Linked DNA regions of Homo sapiens: all the other regions are linked to region 1. Evidence: chromatin contacts called from ENCODE Hi-C or POLR2A ChIA-PET data. All regions are on one chromosome and are shown on one strand. Each heading gives the region's core, a stretch centred on a gene start or an enhancer-like site at or near the end of the contact. The rest is flanking DNA. Distances are from core to core; before and after follow the strand shown. Region 1 holds the start of ZNF724 (zinc finger protein 724). Region 2 holds the start of ZNF737 (zinc finger protein 737). Region 3 holds the start of ZNF66 (zinc finger protein 66). Region 4 holds the start of ZNF85 (zinc finger protein 85).

Region 1 (4,365 bases), core at 684-3,183:
TCGCATTGCGCTGCTGCACTCCAGCCTGGGTAACAGAGTGAGACTCTGTCTCAAAATAAATAAATAAAAAGAAAGTTGGATGTCTTGTAAGATAATGCTGAGTAATGCAGAAATACACGTAGACATTTATGCATGTGATTTGTACTTACACAGACCCCCCCACACCACAAAATAAAACAGATAACCACAGCCTGACCATTAGGGCCAAGGTCAAATAGCAAAATAAGTTTGCCTTTAATCTGTTTTCTTCATATATAAACATTGGAGGTCAAGACTGTGGACAAGGCTGGGCTCATGCCTGTAATCCCAGCACTTTGGGAGGCTGAGGCGGGTGGATCATGAGGTCGGTAGTTCAAGACCAGCCTGGCCAAGATGGAGAAATTCTGTCTCTACTAAAAATACAAAAATTAGCTCGGCGTGGTGGTGGGCGCCTGTAATGTCAGCTACTCAGGAGACTGAGGCAGGGAATTGCTTGAACCCAAGAGGTGGAAGTTGCAGTGAGCCAAGATCGTGCCACTGCACTCCAGCCTGGGTGACAGAGCAAGTCTGTCTCAAAAAAAAAAAAAAAAGGCCGGGCGTGGTGGGTCACGTCTGTAATTCCAGCACTTTGGGAGGTGGGAGCCGGCAGATCACCGGAAGTCGGGAGTTCAAGACCAGCCTGACCAACATGGAGAAACCCTGTCTCTAATAAAAATACAAAAGATTAGCTGGGTGTGGTGGCACGTGCCTGTAATCCCAGCTACTTGGGAGGCTGAGGTAGGAGAATTGCTTGGACCTGGGAGGTGGAGGTTGTGGTGAGCCGCGATCCTGCCATTGCACTTCACTGCACTCCAGCCTGGGCAATAAGAGTGAAAGTCTGTCTCAAAAAAGACTGGACAGATATGAAGACATAGAGTTTACTTCTCCTGTCACCCCATCACTTGTTGTTCACTGTTTAATCTGGAAGGAAGGTGGTCAACAGGTGGCCAGCAGTGGTCTATGTGTGGTTATTTTATTCTTGCTGCCTTCTGCTCTTTTATGGCCACTATCTGTTCCACCCTGGGAACTGAAGAGATGTTGGTAGGAAGAGGCTTTCCCCCACCTCTGATGTCCAGGCCCTTCACTCAGCTGACATCGCAGCTGCACTTCAATATGGCAGCTATTGGCCACGTGTGGCTCCTGGGTGCCTGGAATGTCGCTGGTCTAAACTGCGATGTGCTGGAATGGTAAAATACAGAGTGAGTTTCAAAGATTTAGTGATATATATATATATATATATATATATATATATATATATGTATATATATATACACACACACATATATATACATATATACACACATACATATATACATATATACACACATATATACATATATACATACATATACATGTATATACATATATAATTATTGCTCACATATTAAACTGATAATATTTTGGATATATTGGGTAAGTTAAATTGTTACAATCAACTCCACCTTTTTCTTGTTTCTTTTTAAAGTTGGCTACTAGAAAATTCAAAATTCACATGTGGCTTATATTTTATTTCAGAGGATTGCCTTTTTAAAAAAGTCTCAGGCTGCTTGCTCAAATGCCAGAAGCCAGGAAGATCATAAAAACTGAAATTTTAAAATTATTGTTATTATATATTTTTCATTTGTGAATAGCCGTATAGTATGTTATTTATAAATACATGAAACCTCATACACGAGGTCAAATGCAAATACCCTCCGGGGTGGGCTAAGCTCAGGGAGGAAGCCCTGCCTGAAAACGCTGCAGCTTAGGCTGTCACTCTTTCTTCATTCAGTCCAGCGTTTGGTCAGGTCTTCTGTCACTTAAGGCCTGAAGGGGCTGGGCCTTAGACGTTTTCCAATCAGGGACCCTGAGCTGGGGACCGTCCAATCAGGCACGCAACTGGAGCGGACAGGGCGGCTTCCGGGATTTGGCGGGGCCTTTGTCTCTCGCTGCAGCTGGAGCGCTTGGTCTCGTCTTCCCTGCTTTGTGTCCCCTGCTCTTAGAGGCCCAGCCTCTGTGGCCCTCTGACCTGCAAGCATTGGGAGATCCACAGCTAAGACGCCAGGGCCTCCCCTGGAAGCCTAGAAATGGTGAGAGTGGCGGCTCCGACATCCGGAGAGAGAGGGAGGGGCTGGTTGAAACCTGTGGGAAGTGGCTGTGGCGGACTCGGGCCTCCCCGCAGTCATCTCCACAAACTGCGCCCTGAGTTCTCCTTGCCCAGCTGGGCCTCAGTCCCCTTCAGCCATAAGATGGCGGCTTCGCTGACAGCCGGCCCCCGGGCGTCTTGTCTCTTCCCCGCCCAGTGACTGTGCCCTGACCTGGAGCCCTCTCTGGGCAGCTCTGCTCCCGCAGCGCAGCGTCTCTCCCAGATTGTGCAGGGACCAAGGGAGGGTAGTCAGGGGAGAATCCTGACTCGGGGAGCGGGTTCATGAATGGGAAGGGCTTTAGTCCGCTGCGTTTCCAGTTCATCTTTCCCCCTATTAAAAATTTATGGCAGGCCGGGCGCTTTGGTTCACGCCTGTAATCCCAGCACTTCGAGAGGCCGAGGCGGGCGGATCACCCGAGGCCAGGAGTTCGAGACCAGCCTGGCCAACATGGCGAAACCCCATCTCTACTAAAAATATAAAAATTAGTCTGGCACAGTGGCCTGCGCCTATAATGCTAGCACTTTGGGAGGCCGAGGTGGGCGGATTACGAGGTCAGGAGTTCGAGACCAGCCTGACCAACATGGTGAAACCCCCGTTTCTACTAGAAATACAAAAAATTAGCCGGGCGTGGTGGCGCGGTCCTGTAATCCCAGCTACTCAGGAGGCTGACGCAGAAAAATCGCTTGAACCCGGGAGGCGGAGGTTGCAGTGAGGCGAGCTGACGCCATTTGCTGTCCAGCTTGGGTGACAGAGCTTGACTCTGTCTCAAAAAAAAAAAGCCGGGCATAGTGGCGCATGCTTGTAATCCCAGCCACTCGGGAGGCTGAGGCGGGACAATCGCTTGAACCTGGGAGGAGGTTGCAGTGAGCCAAGATCGCGCCACTGCACTCCAGCCTGGGCGACAGAGTAAGAAGACTCTGTCTAGAAAAAAAAAAAAAAAAGGCAGTCTCTGCAAAAATATTAAATAATTTAATCAAAGAGTGGTTCAAAAATTTTAGAGCACCCCTATGGGTTGTAGTTTTTGGTTTATAAGAGGGGCTTGAAGGACTTTGATAAGGTGCATGATGCAAAAATCCCAAATTCAATAATTGGTTAGGTACAGTTATATTCTTTCTGTCTTCCTGTCTTTGTTTGTTTGTTTCTCTCCTCTTTTCTTCTTCTTAGTTTTTTTTGTTTGTTTGTTTGTTTTGTTTTTTTGAGACGGAGTCCTGCACTGACGCCCAAGCTGGAGTGCAGTGGCACGATCTGCAACCTCCACCTCCCGGGTTCAAGTGATTCTCCTGCCTCAGCCTCCCAAGTAGCTGGAATTACAGGCGCCCACCACCATGCCCGGCTAATTTTTGTATTTTTAGTAGAGACAGAGTTTCAGTATGTTGGCCAGGCTGGTCTCGACCTTTTGACCTCAGGTGATCCACCGGCCTCAGCCTCCCTAAGTGGTAGGATTACAGGCATGAGTCAGTGCTCCCTGCCTCAGTTTCTTATTTTCCACCTTGAACGTACAAATTTCCTGGTTGTGTAATTGGAGCTTAATTGACAGTTTATAGTCGGTTAAGCCTGAATTTTGTTTCCTCTAATGTAGTAATTTACAAAAAAAAAAAAAATGCATTTGAGTTAGATTTTTTTTCAAAGCAAGAATCCAGGGCCTAGATTTCCACCTCAGACTAATTGCCTGGCACTTAACTATTTTCACACTCCACAGAGGACTGATTTTCCCCGCATTTTTTACGTGTGTTCCAAGCAGGGTCTCCCGTGTATCCCCCAGTTCTCCTTACCTCCAGCCTAACTCTGGCTTGAAGTAAAAATACATACTAAATTTCCAGTTCTGACAATCTCGAGAACTGAAAATTTAGTACTTTACTTCAAGGAACTGTCAACTTTCTTTCCCTAATTCACATTATGAACTATTTGTCCTTTAGTGTATATTTTTCATACTGTATTTTAATTATTTACTGACAACACATTGAAAACATTTTAAAAATTTGTTTTCTGTTTTTAAATATTTTCCATGAGAAGAAAGCAAAGAGTAATCCCCTGACACTGTATTTTAAAAAATATCTGTGCCTCTTTTTCTTTTATCTTCCCTAAGCACAGAGATCATAATGCTTTGGGGGTCAGTGTTTTTTGTAAACTTTATGGGGTGATGTGTCCTCAGCTACCCTTTAGTTTTTTCCTGGTCCTGTACTATCTGAATAAACCAAGATACCCACCATGTCTATCTGCT
Region 2 (4,365 bases), core at 1,091-3,590, 2.7 Mb after region 1:
GCTTGTTTAGCTTGTTCAAAGGCCATGCTCTCTTTCTCTCCCCAGTGAAAGTCATAGCGTTTTCTAGTGGCTGCATGCAGAGGTTGTAAAATGTTACCCAAGTGGGGAATATGATGTCTCCAGAAACCAAACAAGCCAGTACATTAGTGGTAGGGGTTGCAAAATCTAGTATTTTAGCCTTAGCCTTTGGTAAAATGGACTATTTATTTGCATTCCATAAAATGCCAAGGAATTTTATACTTTGTGCAGGTCCTTGAATTTTACTAGGGTTAATTTCCCATTTTTGAAATAGGAACTGGGTTTTTACCTGCTCGAAGCCCCGGCTGACTAGTTCTTCAGTTTTATCCTGACTGGGCCACCTGGACAGCTGCTTTTTTCAGCGATAGGCTGATAGCTTTGAGCTTTATCAGTCAAGACATTGACTGGCATTGGGCCAGTCTGGAAGTCAGATTAGCATTTTCCTTTTCCGCTTACATTTATCTTGTAGCAACCAGCCCCTATCACGATACATTAACTTATAAGCAGTAAGCAAACACCATCCACTCCGGGAGATCCCTCAGCATCTCCTTTGCTGACTGGAATCCCCCGCAGCACTTCCCGCACAGTCAAAGGTTTAAACTGCACTAATTTAGATTCCCAATTCCCACAAAAACCAGTTCCCCTTGACCATTTAATCACCAAGAGGGAGAACTGGGGGAGTTCCCATCCCAGGATATGGGAAGTCCCTGAGCCCTCCAGCCCTGTCCTTCTAGTCAAAAAGGGGTACACTTTTGTTTTCAAATCCTATTTGTGATGCCAAAAATGTTCTGTGAGGCAAATGTGAGAGGGGAGAAACAAAGACACACACACAATACCATTAAGGGTAAACAACTTTTATCCCACGTAAATGGCAATGCAGACATAATAAAGTAATAATATAATAAGCAAATGATATAATAAGCAAATAAATATAATAAGCAGATTGATGTAATAAGCCAATCTTAATAAGACGAGGAAATGGGAAAAGATATATATATATATATATATATATATATATATATATTTTCCCTCACCAGACTATGGGGGATTCACCACCAGAGAGGGAGGCAACAGCCACAGCTCTAGAGTCAGCCACCCGTCCATCGTACACAGACAAGGAGAGGTCTTATGAAGCTTCAGGGCGGTCTGGGACCTTAGCTCTTTTGTAACGAGTTGTTTGGCATAAGGCCCAGTGATGAGAGCCCTTCACGACTTGCCTCAAGGAACACAAAAAGGTCAACCTTTTTTTGTGATTGTCTATTGTTTTTCAACAACTAATATATAGGAATAGATTGAAATAGAGATTTCTTCAATACAGCGCTGGATGAACACCTCAGGGGCTCACACAACCTGTTCTGGGACTTGGTGACAATTGTTTGTGTCCACATTCAATTGAGTTCAGATTTAATATGTGACTTTTCCTCCACAAATTCCCCTGTCTTGATGAATCGGCTCTGTCTAGGCAAAGGGTAAAATAAACCCCTTGGGCTGTTACACAACCTCCGCCTCCTGGCTTCAAGTGATTCTCCTGCCTCAGCCTCCGGTGTAGCTGGGACTACAGATGTGCACCCCCACACCCAGGTAACTTTTTATATTATTAGTTATTATTATTATTTATTAGTTATTATTAGAGATGGGGTTTCACCATGTTGGCTAGGCTTGTCTTGAACTCCTGACCTCAAGTGATCTGCTCACCTTGGCCTCCCAAAGTGTTGGAATTACCAGCGTGAACTATCCGTGCCTGCCTCTAAATGATTTCTATCTCCTATAGCTGTTGGAAATTAAAGATTGTTTCAAATTGAAAAAATAAAAAGAATGTGGACAAAAATAAAATATAAATAGTTTTTTAAAATTACGAGATATTACAAAATATATATGTAAATCTGGAGTGCTCAAAAATGACAAATTTGATTTATTTATAAGGTTTTATTAAAATTAGCTTTAATAGATTTTACCATTACCAAAGTAAAAGTTGATTTTCTGTTGAACAAAAATTTTATGTATTATTAATGACAGCAAAATACTTCTGTTCACCTTTTTAATACATTCAACAAGAAAGAGAGTAAACAAGAGATAAAATATTCCCATGCTCTGGGGTGGGCCTGGCTCAGCTCAGGGAGGAAGCACTGTTTGAAAAGCCAGCTGCTTAGGCTGGCACTCTTTGTTCACTTAACCCAGCATCTGATCATATCTTCTGTCACTCAGGGCCTGAGGGGGCGGGGATTTAAGCATTATCCAATCAGGGACGCTGGGCTGGAAGCCGTCCAATCAGGCACGCAGCCAGAGTGAAGCGGAAGGCTTCCGGGTTTTGCGGGGCCTTTGTCTCTGCAGCCGGAGCTCCAGGTCTTGTCTTCACTGCTGTGTGTCCTCTGCTCCTAGAGGCCCAGCCTCTGTGGCCCTGTGTCCTGCAGGTATTGGGAGATCCACAGCTAAGACGCCCGGGAGCCCCTGGAAGCCTAGAAATGGTGAGAGTGCCGGTCCGACATCCCGAGAGAGGGGGATAGGCTGGTTGGAACCGGTGGGAAGTGGCTGTGGCGGGACTCAGGCCTCTGCGCAGTCAGCTCCACAATCTGCACCCTGAGTTCTCCTTGCCCAGCTCGGCCTCAGTCCCGTTCAGCCATAATTTGGCGGCTACGCTGACAGCCGGGCCCCCTGGCGTCCTGTGTCTTCCCTGCGTAGTGACTGCTCTGGCCTGGAGCGCTCCGTGGGCAGCTCTGCAACCGCAGCCTCCCGTCTCTCCCAGAATGTGCAGGGACCACCAGAGGGTCGTCAGGGGAGAATCCTGACTCGGGGTGCAGGTTCATGAATGGGAAGAGCTTTGGTCCGTGGAGTTCACAGTTTCTGTTTTCTGCTATTCAAAATTTATGGGGCCGGGCGCAGTCGTTCACGCCTGTAATCCCAGCACTTTGGGAGGCCGAGGCAGGCGGATAACTTGAGGTCAGGACTTCAAGATAAGCCTGGCCCAAATGGGGAAACCCCATGTCTACTAAAAATGCAAAAATTAGCTGGGTGTGATGACAGATGTCTGTAATCACAGCTTCTCGGGAGGCAGAAGTGAGAGAATCGCTTGAACTCCGGAGGTGGATGTTGCAGTGAGCTGAGATCTTGCCACTGCACTCCAGCCTGCGCGACAGTGAGACTCCGTCTCAAAAAAAAAAAAAAAATTCCTGGTTATGTAATTACAGTTTAATTGGCAGTTTATAGTTGCTTAAGCCTGAATTTTGTTTCCCCTAATGTAGTAATTTCCCAAAAAATGCACATGAGCTTAGATTTTTTTTTTTTTGAGGTAGAAATCCAGGGACTAGAGCTTCTTCAGTCTAATTGCCTGCCACTTAATTATTTTCACACGCCACAGCGGACTGATTTTCCCTGGCATTTTCCACATGTGTCTCAAGCAAGGCCTCAAGTGTACCCCATGTTCCTCAATTTATTATTTTTATTTTTTTTTTTTTGAGACGGAGTCTCGCTCTGTCGCCAGAGCTGGAGTGCAGTGTCAGATCTCGGCTCACTGCAACCTCCGCCTCTCAGGTTCAAGCATTCTTCTGCTTCAGCCTCTGGAGTAGTTGGGGCTATGGGCACGCGACACCACGCCCAGCTAATTTTTGTATTTTTAGTAGAGATGGAGTTTCAGTATGTTAGCCAGGAATGCTAGTTACCAAGGAAAAAAATAGGGAAAATCTCTCTTCCATTTTGGCTGTAGACAATGAATATATTTCCACAGGAAAATGTGGTAGATAATTGATGAGTTACATAGATTCGTCAACACATTAGTTCCTCTTTTTGCAGGGGAAATTTGTGACAGTGAATATCTCAGTTCTATATCCTGTTGAGTTCTGAGTTAAATGCTAAATTATATGTGATGAAACATGGTACCTTCTAGAAGTGTTCCCATATGACTAATTTTTTACTACATTATTTTATTTATTTACTTTTTTTTTGAAACAGAGTCTCGCTCTGTCAACAGGTTGGAGTGCAGTGGCGTGATCTCGGCTTACTGCAGCCTCCACCTCCTGGGTTCAAGCAATTCTCCTGCCTCAGCCTCCTGAGTAGCTGGGATTACAGGCACGTGCCACCACACCCAGCTAATTCTTTTGTATTTTAAGTAGAGAGGGGGTTTCAACATGTTGGCCAAAATGGTCGTGATCTTCTGACATCGTGATCTACCTGCCTCGGCCCTCCAAAGTGCTGGGATTACAAGCATGATTTGCCGCACCAGGCCTACTTATTTTTAAGATAAATAATAAAATAATACATATATTTTCTGAAAGAAGTAGATATATTTACTTTTCTTATGGAGGTATCACATGCAAGCACCTTAGCCAGGTGCAGTGGCTCACGCCTGTCATC
Region 3 (4,365 bases), core at 731-3,230, 2.5 Mb after region 1:
CTAAAAACACAAAAAAATTGGCTGGACGTGGTGACACACACCTGTAATCCCAGCTACTTGGGAGGCTGAGGCAGGAGAACTGCTTGAACCTGGGAGGCAGAGGTTGCGTGAGCCGAGATCACGCCACTGCACTCCAACCTGGTGACGGAGTGAGACTCTGTTTCAAAAAAATAAGTAAATAAATAAAATAATGTAGTAAAAAATTAGTCATATGGGAACACTTCTAGAAGGTACCATGTTTCATCACTTAAAATTTAGCATTTAACTCAGAAATCAAAATAAAAGGATATAGAAAAAATTTACCCTGCAAAAAGAGGAACTAATGTGTTGATGAATCCATGTAACTCCTCAATTATCTACCACATTTTCCTGTGGAAATATATTCATTGTCTACAGCCAAAATGGAAGAGAGATTTTCCCTATATTTTTCCTTGGTAACTAGCATTCCTGGCAAACATGGTGAAACCTCATCTCTACTAAAAATATGAAAACTAGCTGGGAGTGGTGGCGCTTGCCTGTAGTCCCAACTACTGGAGAGGCTGAAGCAGGAGAATCGCTTGAACCCATGAGGTGGAGGTTGCAGTGAGCCAAGATCTGACACTGCACTCTAGCCTGGCGACAGAGCAAGACTCCGTCTCAAAAAATAATAATAATAATAATAATTAATTGAGGAACATGGGGGACACTTGAGGCCCTGCTTGGGACACATGTGAAAAATGCCAGGGAAAGTCAGTCCCCTGTGGGATGTGAAAATAATTAAGTGGCAGGCAATTAGACTGAAGAGGCTCTAGTCCCCGGATTTCTATTTCTAAAAAAAAAAAAAAAAAAAAATCTAAGCTCAAGTGCATTTTTTGGCAAATTACTACATTAGGGGAAACAAAATTCAGGCTTCAGCAACTATAAACTGCCAATTAAGCTCTAATTACATAACCAGGAAATTTCCACCTTGATTGTACAAATTAAGAAACTACATTACTAAACCTAACAAATTATTGAATTTGGTTTTCCTCATCATGCATTTTATAAATGTCTTTTCTTCAAGCCTCTCCCATGGACCACAAACTACAAACTATAGCTGGGTGCTCTACAATTCTTGAATCACTCTTTGATTAAATTGTTTGATATTTTTGCAGTGACTCCCATAATTTTTTTTTTTTTTTTTTTTTTTTAGACAAGAGTCTTGCTCTGTCGCCCAGGCTGGAGTGCAGTGGCAGGATTTCAGCTCACTGCAACCTCCGCCTCCCGGGTTCAAGCGATTCTCTCACTTCTGCCTCCCGAGAAGCTGGGACTACAGACATTCGCCAACATATCCACCTAATTTTTGTATTTTTAGTAGACAAGGGGTTTCCCCATTTTGGTCAGTCTGGTCTTCAACTCCTGACCTCAAGTGATCCGCCCGCCTCGGCCTCCCAACGTGCGGGGATTACAGGCTTGAACGACCGCGCCCGGCCCCATACAATTTTAATAGCAGAAAAGAGAAACTGTGAACCCCACAGACCAAAGCTCTTCCCATTCATGAACCCGCACCGCGAGTCAGCATTCTCCCCTGAAGACCCTCCGGTGGTCCCTGCACAATCTGGGAGAGACACGGCACTGCGGGTGCAGAGCTGCCCACAGAGCGCTCCAGGCCAGGGGCACAGTCACTGCGCGGGGAAGCGACAGGACGCCCGGGGGCCAGGCTGTCAGCGTAGCCGCCATCTTATGGCTGAATGGGACTGAGGCAGAGCTGGGTAAGGAGAATTCGGGGTGCAGATTGTGGAGCTGACTGAGGGGAGGCCTGAGTCCCGCCACAGACACTTCACCTCTCTCGGGATGCTGGACCGGCACTCTCACCATTTCTAGGCTTCCAGGGGGTCCTGGCGTCTTAGCTGTGGATCTCCCAATACCTGCAGGACACAGGGCCACAGAGGCTGGGCCTCTAGGAGAAGAAGACAGAGAGCAGTGAACAGACGACCTGGAGCTCCAGCTGCAGGGAGAGACAAAGACCCCGCCAAATCCGGAAGCCGTCCTGTTCATTCCAGCTGCGTGCCTGATTGGACGGTTTCCAGCCCAGCGCCTCTGATTGGCTAATGCTTAAGGTCCCGCCCCCTCAGACACTGAGTGACAGAAGATGTGATCAGCTGCTGGGCGGAGTGAAGAAAAGAGTGACAGCCTAAGCTGCAGCCTTTTCAGGCAGGGCTTCCTCCCAGAGCTGAGCCTGGTCCATGCCAGAGCATGGGAACATTTTATCTCTTTTTTACTCTCTGTCTTGTTGAATGTATTCAAAGGTGAACAGAAGTATTTTGCTGTCATATTAATAATACATAAAATTTTTGTTCAAGAGAAAATCAGCTTTTACTTTGGTAATAGTGTATTAACGATTAAAGCTAATTTTAATAAAACCTTATAAATAAATCAAATTTGTCATTTTTGACCACTCCAGATTTACATATATATTTTGTAATCCCTGTAATTTTTTTATCTATTTATATTTTATTTTTATCCACATTCTTCTTATTTTTTCAACTTGAAACAACCTTTAAGTAATTTCAAACTGCTATAAGAGATAGAAATAATTTAGGGTCAGGCACAGGTAGCTCATGCCAGTAATCCCAACACTTTGGGAGGCCAAGGTGGGTGGATCACTTGAGGTCAGGAGTTCAAGACTAGCCTGGCCAACATGGTGAAACCCCATCTCTACTCACAATGTAAAAAATTAGCTGGGTATGGTGGTGCACATCTGTGGTCCCAGCTACTCCGGAGGCTGAGGCAGGAGAATCACTTGAACCCAGGAGGTGGAGGTTATGTAACAGCCCAAGGGGTTCATTTTGCCCTTTGCCTAGACAGAGCCAATTCATGAAGACAGGAGAATTTATGGAGGAAAAGTTAAATGTTAAATTTGAACTCAATTGAACGTGGACACAATGGTCACCAAGTCCCAGAACAGGTCCTGGTTGTGAGCCCCTGAGGTGTTCATCCAGAGCTGTATCAAAGAAATGTCTATTTCATTCTATTACTATACATTAGTTGTTGAAAAACAATAGACAATCACAAAAACAACTTGACCCTTTTGTGTTCCGTGAGGCAAGTCCCAAATGGCCCTCCTCACTGGGCCTTATGCCAAACAACTCGTTACAAAAGAGCTAGGGTCCCAGACCACCCTGAAGCTTCATGAGACTCCTTGTCTGTGCATGAATGGGTGGCCGACTCTGGAGCCTGGGCTGTTTCTTCCTACTCAGTTGGTAATCCTCCATAGTCTAGTGAGGGTAAATATATATATATATCTTTTCCCATCTCCTCTTCTTACTGCAATTTGCTTATTATATCAATCTGTGTATTATATTTATTTGCTTATTATATCATTTGCTTATTATATCATTAGTTTATTCTGTCTGCATTGATATTGATGTGGGTTAAAGCTTGTTTACCATTAAAGTTATTGTATGTATGTCTTTTCTTCTCCTCTCCCACGTTTCCCATACAGAACATTTTTGGCATCACAAACAGGATTTGAAAACAAAAGTGGGCCCCTTTTTGACCAGAAGGATAGGGCTGGAGGCTCAAGGATTTCCCATATCCTGAGATGGGATCACTCCCAGTTCTCCTTCTTTGTGATTGAATGGTTCAGGGGAACTGGCCTTTGTGGGAATTGGGAATCTAAATTAGTGCAATTTAAACCTTTGACTGTGCGTGAAGTGCTGCAGGGGATTCCAGTCACCAAAGGAGATGCTGAGGGAATCTCACAAAGTGGATAGTGTTTGATTGCTGCTTATAAGTTAATGTGTCAAGATAGGGGCTGGTTGCTACAAGAGAAATATAAGCTGGAAAAGGAAAATGCTAATCTGACTTCCGGACTGGCCCTGGCCCAATGCCAGTCAATGTCTTGACTGATCAGGCTCAAAGCTATCAGCCTATTGCTGAAAAAAGCAGCTGTCCAGGTGGCCCAATCAGGGTAAAACTGAAGAACTAGTCAGCCGGGGCTTAGAGCATGTAAAAACCCAGTTCCTATCTCAAAAATGGGAAATTAAGCCTAGTAAAATTAAGGATCCGCACAAAGTGTAAAATTCTTTGGCATCCTATGGAATGCAAAGAAACAGTCCACTTCACCAAAGGCTAAGGCTAAAATACTATAATTTGCAACCCCTACCACTAAGAAGGAGGCCCAGAAATGTATTGACTTGTTTGGATTCTGAACACATCATATTCCTTACTTGGGTAACATTTTACAACATCTGAATGCAGCCACTAGAAAAAGGTATGACTCTCACTGTGGAGAGAAAGACAGCATGGCTTTTGAACAAGCTAAACAAGCAGTGCAACTGGCCCTGGATCTATGGCCTATATGGGATGGGCCTGATGAACTGCGAGTAACTGTCGTAGATCAAC
Region 4 (4,365 bases), core at 810-3,309, 2.3 Mb after region 1:
AATTTTTGTATTTTTAGTAGAGATGGGGTTTCACCATATTGGCCATGCTGGTCTCAAATTCCTGACCTCGCGATCCGCCCGCCTCGGCCTCACAAAGTGCTGGGATTACAGGTGTGAGCCACCGCGCCCAGCTGGGTGAAGTCAATTTTAATGTCTCAAGGAGTTAGCTTTTCAAAGGAAGAGTACACCAGGAGACTGCACTCAGACCCTGGGTATCTACCTGCTCCCTTGATAGGATACACTTCATACCTCAGGTTGTCCTATGAGAGAAAATGACCCAGGAGCTGATATTCACTAGACACTCTAGCCAACATAGCCACAATGGTGGGCATCCTGGTTTATCCCCATACAGTACTGAAAACCCAGGACCAGGAAAAAACTGAAGAGTGGCTGATGACCCATCACACCATAAAGTCTCCAAACGGAAACCTTGACCCACCAATATTCTGATAAGAACTCTGTGCCTAGGGAAGATAAAAGGAAAAGAGACACAGAGATTTTTTTACAATATGGTGTCAGGGATTATTATTCACTTTCTTCTCATGGGAAATATTTACAAACAGAAGACAATTTTTTAAATAGTGCCATCCAATGTTTTGTGGAAGAATTATTAATTGAAATATAAAATGTACAATAAAGGACAAATAATTGATAATGTGTATCAGAGAGGGGAAGGTGGCATTTGGGAATGTCAATGACACTGGAAATTTAGTATTTTACTGTAAATCAGAGTTAATCTGGAAGAACAGGGAGTAAGAAGTAGACTTGAGACCCTGCTTGAGACATATGTGAAAAATGCAGGGGAAAAGAAGTCCCCTGTGGACTGTGAAAATGATTCAGTGGCAGGCAATTAGACTGAGGTGGCTCTAGTCCCTGGGGTCCTCCTTTTTAAAAAAATCTAACTAAAATTTCATTTTTTAGTAAATTACCACATCGGGGAAAACAAAATTCAGGCTTAACCAACTATAAACTGCCAATTAAATTCTGATCACATAACCAGAAAATTGCCAACACGATCGTACAAATTAAGAGACTATATAACTGTACCTAACCAATTACTAATTTGATTTTTTTATCATGCACCTTATAAAAGTCTTTTATTCAAGCTCCTCCCATGGACCACAAACTACAAACCATAGCTGAGTGCTCTACAATACTTGAACCACTTTTTAAGTTCTTTAATATTTTTGCGGTGACTCCTATACATCTTTTTTTTTTTTTTTTGAGACGGAGTTTCACTCTTATTGCCCAGGCTGGAGTGCAGTGGCGCGATGTAGGCTCACTGCAACCTCCGCCTCCCGGGTTCAAGCGATTCTCCTGCCTCAAACTCCTGAGTAGCTGGGATTGCAGGCGCGCGCCACGACGCCCGGCTAATTTTTGTATTTTTAAAAATTGAGACGGGGTTTCACCATGTTGGCCAGGATGGTCTTGAACTCCTGACCTCAGATGATCCGCCCGCCTCGGCTTCCCAAAGTGCTGAAATTACAGGCGTGAGCCACCACGCCCGTCCCCCCATACATTTTTAACAGAAAAAAAGAGGAACTGGGAACCCCACAGCCCAAAGCTCTTTCATGAACCCGCACCCCGAGTCAGGATTCTCCCCTGACAACCCTCCCGTGGTCCCTGCTCAATCTGGGAGAGACGCGGTGCTGCGAATGCAGAGCTGCCCAGAGAGGGCTCCAGTCCAGGGCACAGTCACTGCGCAGGGAAGAGACAGGACGCCCGGGCCGGCTGTCAGCGCAGCCGCCATCTTATGGCTGGAGGAACTGGGGCCGAGCTGGGCAAAAAGAACTGGAGCGCAGATTGTGGAGCTGACTACAGGGAGGCCTGAGTCCCGCCACAGCCGCTTCCCACCGGTTTCAACCAACCCCTTTCCCCCTCGGGATGGCGGACCTGGCACTCTCACCATTTCTAGGCTTCCAGGGGGTCCCGGCGTCTTAGCTGTGGATCTCCCAATACCTGCAGGCCACAGGGCCACAGAGGCTGGGCGTCCACGAGCAGAAAACACAAAGCAGGGAAAACAAGACCTAGAGCTCAGGCTGCAGCGAGAGACAAAGGCCCCGCCACATCCCGGAAGCCGCCCTATCCGCACCAGCTGCGTTCCTGATTGGACGGTTCCCAGCCCAGCGTCTCTGATTGGATGATATTTAAGGCACCTTCTTTTCAGGCCCTGAGTGACAGAAGATGTGATCAGATGCTGGGCTGAAAGAAGAGCGAGTGACAGCCTAGGCTGCAGCCTTTTCAGACAGGGCTTCCTTCCTGAGCTGAGCCAGGCTCACACCAGAGAGTATTTGCCCTTACCTTGTGTATCAATTTATATGCATTCAAAAATAATATATTATATGGCTATTCACAAATGAACAAAGTATAACAACAATTGTTCTAAAATTTTAGATTTTATGACCTTCCTGTATTCTGGTCCTTTGAACAGGCAATCCTCTGAAATAAAATGTGAGTCACAGGTGAATTTTAAATTTTCTAGTAGCCAAACTTTAAAAAGAAAGAAGAAACAAGTGGAATTGATTGTAGCAATTTATTTAACCCAATATATTCAAAATATTTTCATTTTAATATGTGAGCAATATGTAATTATTAATGAAATATAAATACATTTGAAACAAAATCTTTGAAACTAATTCTGTATTTTACCTTTCTAGCACATCGCAGTTCAGACCAGCCACATTCCAGGCACCCAGGAGCCACACATGGCCAATAGCTGCCACATTGAAGTACAGCTGTGATGTCAGTGGGGGTGGAGGGCCTGAACACCCCTTTTCTGCCACAGGTGAGGGGACAGCCTCTATTTATCAACGTCTCTTTTCAGTTCCGAGGGTGAAACAAATAGTGGCTATAGAAAAAGCTGATGGCAGCAGGAATAAATCACAGGTAAACCACTGCTTACCACCTGTTGCCCATCTTTCTTTCAGAGATCAGACAGTGAGCAAAGGATGATGGGCCACAGGAGAAAAAAAACTATGTCTTCAGATCTGTTCACAGTCTTGACCTTTAATGTTTACATAGGAAGAAAATAGATTAAAGGCAAACTTATTTTGCTATTTGACCTCGACTCTAATGTTCAGGCTGTGGTTACCTGTTTTCTTCTGTGGTGTGGGAAACTGAGTGAATATAAGCACAATCACATGCATACATGTCCACATGTATTTCGGCATTTCTTTTTTTTGAGATGGAGTTTCACTCTTGTTGCCCAGGCTAAAGCGCAATGGTGTGGTCTTGGCTCACTGCAACCTCTGCCTCCTGGGTTCAAGCAATTCTCCTACCTCAGCCTCCCGAGTAGCTGGGATTACAGGCATGCACTACCACGCCCGGCTAATTTTTTGTACTTTTAGTAGAGACGGGATTTCTCCATGTTGGTCAGGCTGGTCTTGAACTCCTGACCTTAGGTGATCCAACCGCCTTGGCCTCCTAAAGTGCTGGGATTATAGGCATAAGCCACCACCCCTGGCCATATTTCTGCATTTCTCAACATTATCTTACAAGACATCTAACTTTAAATCGGGAAAAATATCAGTACTTTTATGGTGCCCAATGTTAGAAGGTAACTAGTAATCAACCTGTTATTAAATCTTGGCATTCTATCTGCACTGGGTGCACATATTAGTTAACTATGGCAGCATAATGAACCATCCAAAACTGATTTGCTCATAATTGAAATGCTCAGCCATTTAGGCTGGGCTCAGTGGGGCCATTCTTCTGTTCTCAGCTGAGCTCCTTCAGACATGTATCATGAGCTGCTCATTGACTAGGAAAGCAGCAGCTGTGCTTGTAGAGGTGAGCTTCTGCTTCTGGGACTGTCAACAGGGATACCTTACTTCTCCTCTTCATAGTATCTTATACTCCAGTTGGCTAATATGGGCTTTTTTCTTTTCTTTTTTTGAGACGGAGTCTCGTTCTGTCGCCCAGGCTGGAGTGCAGTGGTGCGATCTCTGCTCACTGCAAGCTCCACCTCCTAGGTTCAAGTGATTCTCATGCCTCAGCCCCCTGAGTAGCTGGGACTACAGGTGCCCACCACCACACCCGGTTAATTTTTTTGTATTTTGAGTAGAGACGGGGTTTCACTGTGTTAGCCAGGATGTTCTCGATCTCCTGACCTCTTGATCTGTCCATCTTGGCCTCCCAAAGTGCTGCGATTACAGGCACCAGCCACCGTGCCTGGCCTAATATGGGCTTTTTTTCATGAATATGGCAGCATTCTGAAAGAAAAACAGAAGCAGGCCGGACATGCTGGCTCATGCCTGTAATTCCAGAACTTTAGTAGGCCAAGACAGGTGGATCACATTAGGTCAGAAGTTTGAAACGAGTCTGGCCAACATGGCGAGACCTCACCTCTACTAAAAATACAAAAAT

The links. Hi-C counts contacts between places; a loop is a spot of excess contacts on that map. ChIA-PET counts read pairs that join two places held with the same protein, here RNA polymerase II (POLR2A). Pooled maps may share reads with other maps.
Region 2: a pooled map shows a loop between it and region 1 (12-fold over the local background). The contact joins the promoter of ZNF737 here to the promoter of ZNF724 in region 1. A Hi-C loop is called at or near these places in 6 of 50 pooled maps. POLR2A ChIA-PET finds 5 or more read pairs at or near these places in 3 of 52 experiments (T-cell, activated CD4-positive, alpha-beta T cell and naive thymus-derived CD4-positive, alpha-beta T cell).
Region 3: a loop to region 1 is called in a map of ascending aorta, with 6 times the contacts of the local background. The contact joins the promoter of ZNF66 here to the promoter of ZNF724 in region 1. A Hi-C loop is called at or near these places in 2 of 168 maps with a recorded cell type or tissue (ascending aorta and naive thymus-derived CD4-positive, alpha-beta T cell), 1 of 37 single-sample maps with no recorded cell type and 10 of 50 pooled maps.
Region 4: a loop to region 1 is called in a pooled map, with 11 times the contacts of the local background. The contact joins the promoter of ZNF85 here to the promoter of ZNF724 in region 1. A Hi-C loop is called at or near these places in 1 of 37 single-sample maps with no recorded cell type and 6 of 50 pooled maps. POLR2A ChIA-PET finds 5 or more read pairs at or near these places in 1 of 52 experiments (common myeloid progenitor, CD34-positive).

The regions. Positions count from the first base shown.
Region 1 is chr19:23,247,962-23,252,326 of GRCh38, reverse strand. It overlaps ZNF724 (zinc finger protein 724), which reads left to right and starts at 1,933. Exons shown (of 4, transcript NM_001355404.2): 1 at 1,933-2,087. The coding sequence starts at 2,085. RefSeq lists a silencer at 1,833-1,892 and an enhancer at 2,023-2,312.
Region 2 is chr19:20,563,756-20,568,120 of GRCh38, reverse strand. It overlaps ZNF737 (zinc finger protein 737), which reads left to right and starts at 2,340. Exons shown (of 4, transcript NM_001159293.2): 1 at 2,340-2,483. The coding sequence starts at 2,481. The region is part of intron 2 of LOC105372316 (a long non-coding RNA gene); the gene reads right to left. RefSeq lists enhancers at 2,488-2,537, 2,748-2,907.
Region 3 is chr19:20,773,919-20,778,283 of GRCh38, reverse strand. ZNF66 (zinc finger protein 66) reads right to left here and starts at 1,980. Exons shown (of 4, transcript NM_001355197.2): 1 at 1,834-1,980. The coding sequence starts at 1,836.
Region 4 is chr19:20,920,945-20,925,309 of GRCh38, reverse strand. ZNF85 (zinc finger protein 85) reads right to left here and starts at 2,059. Exons shown (of 4, transcript NM_003429.5): 1 at 1,907-2,059. The coding sequence starts at 1,909.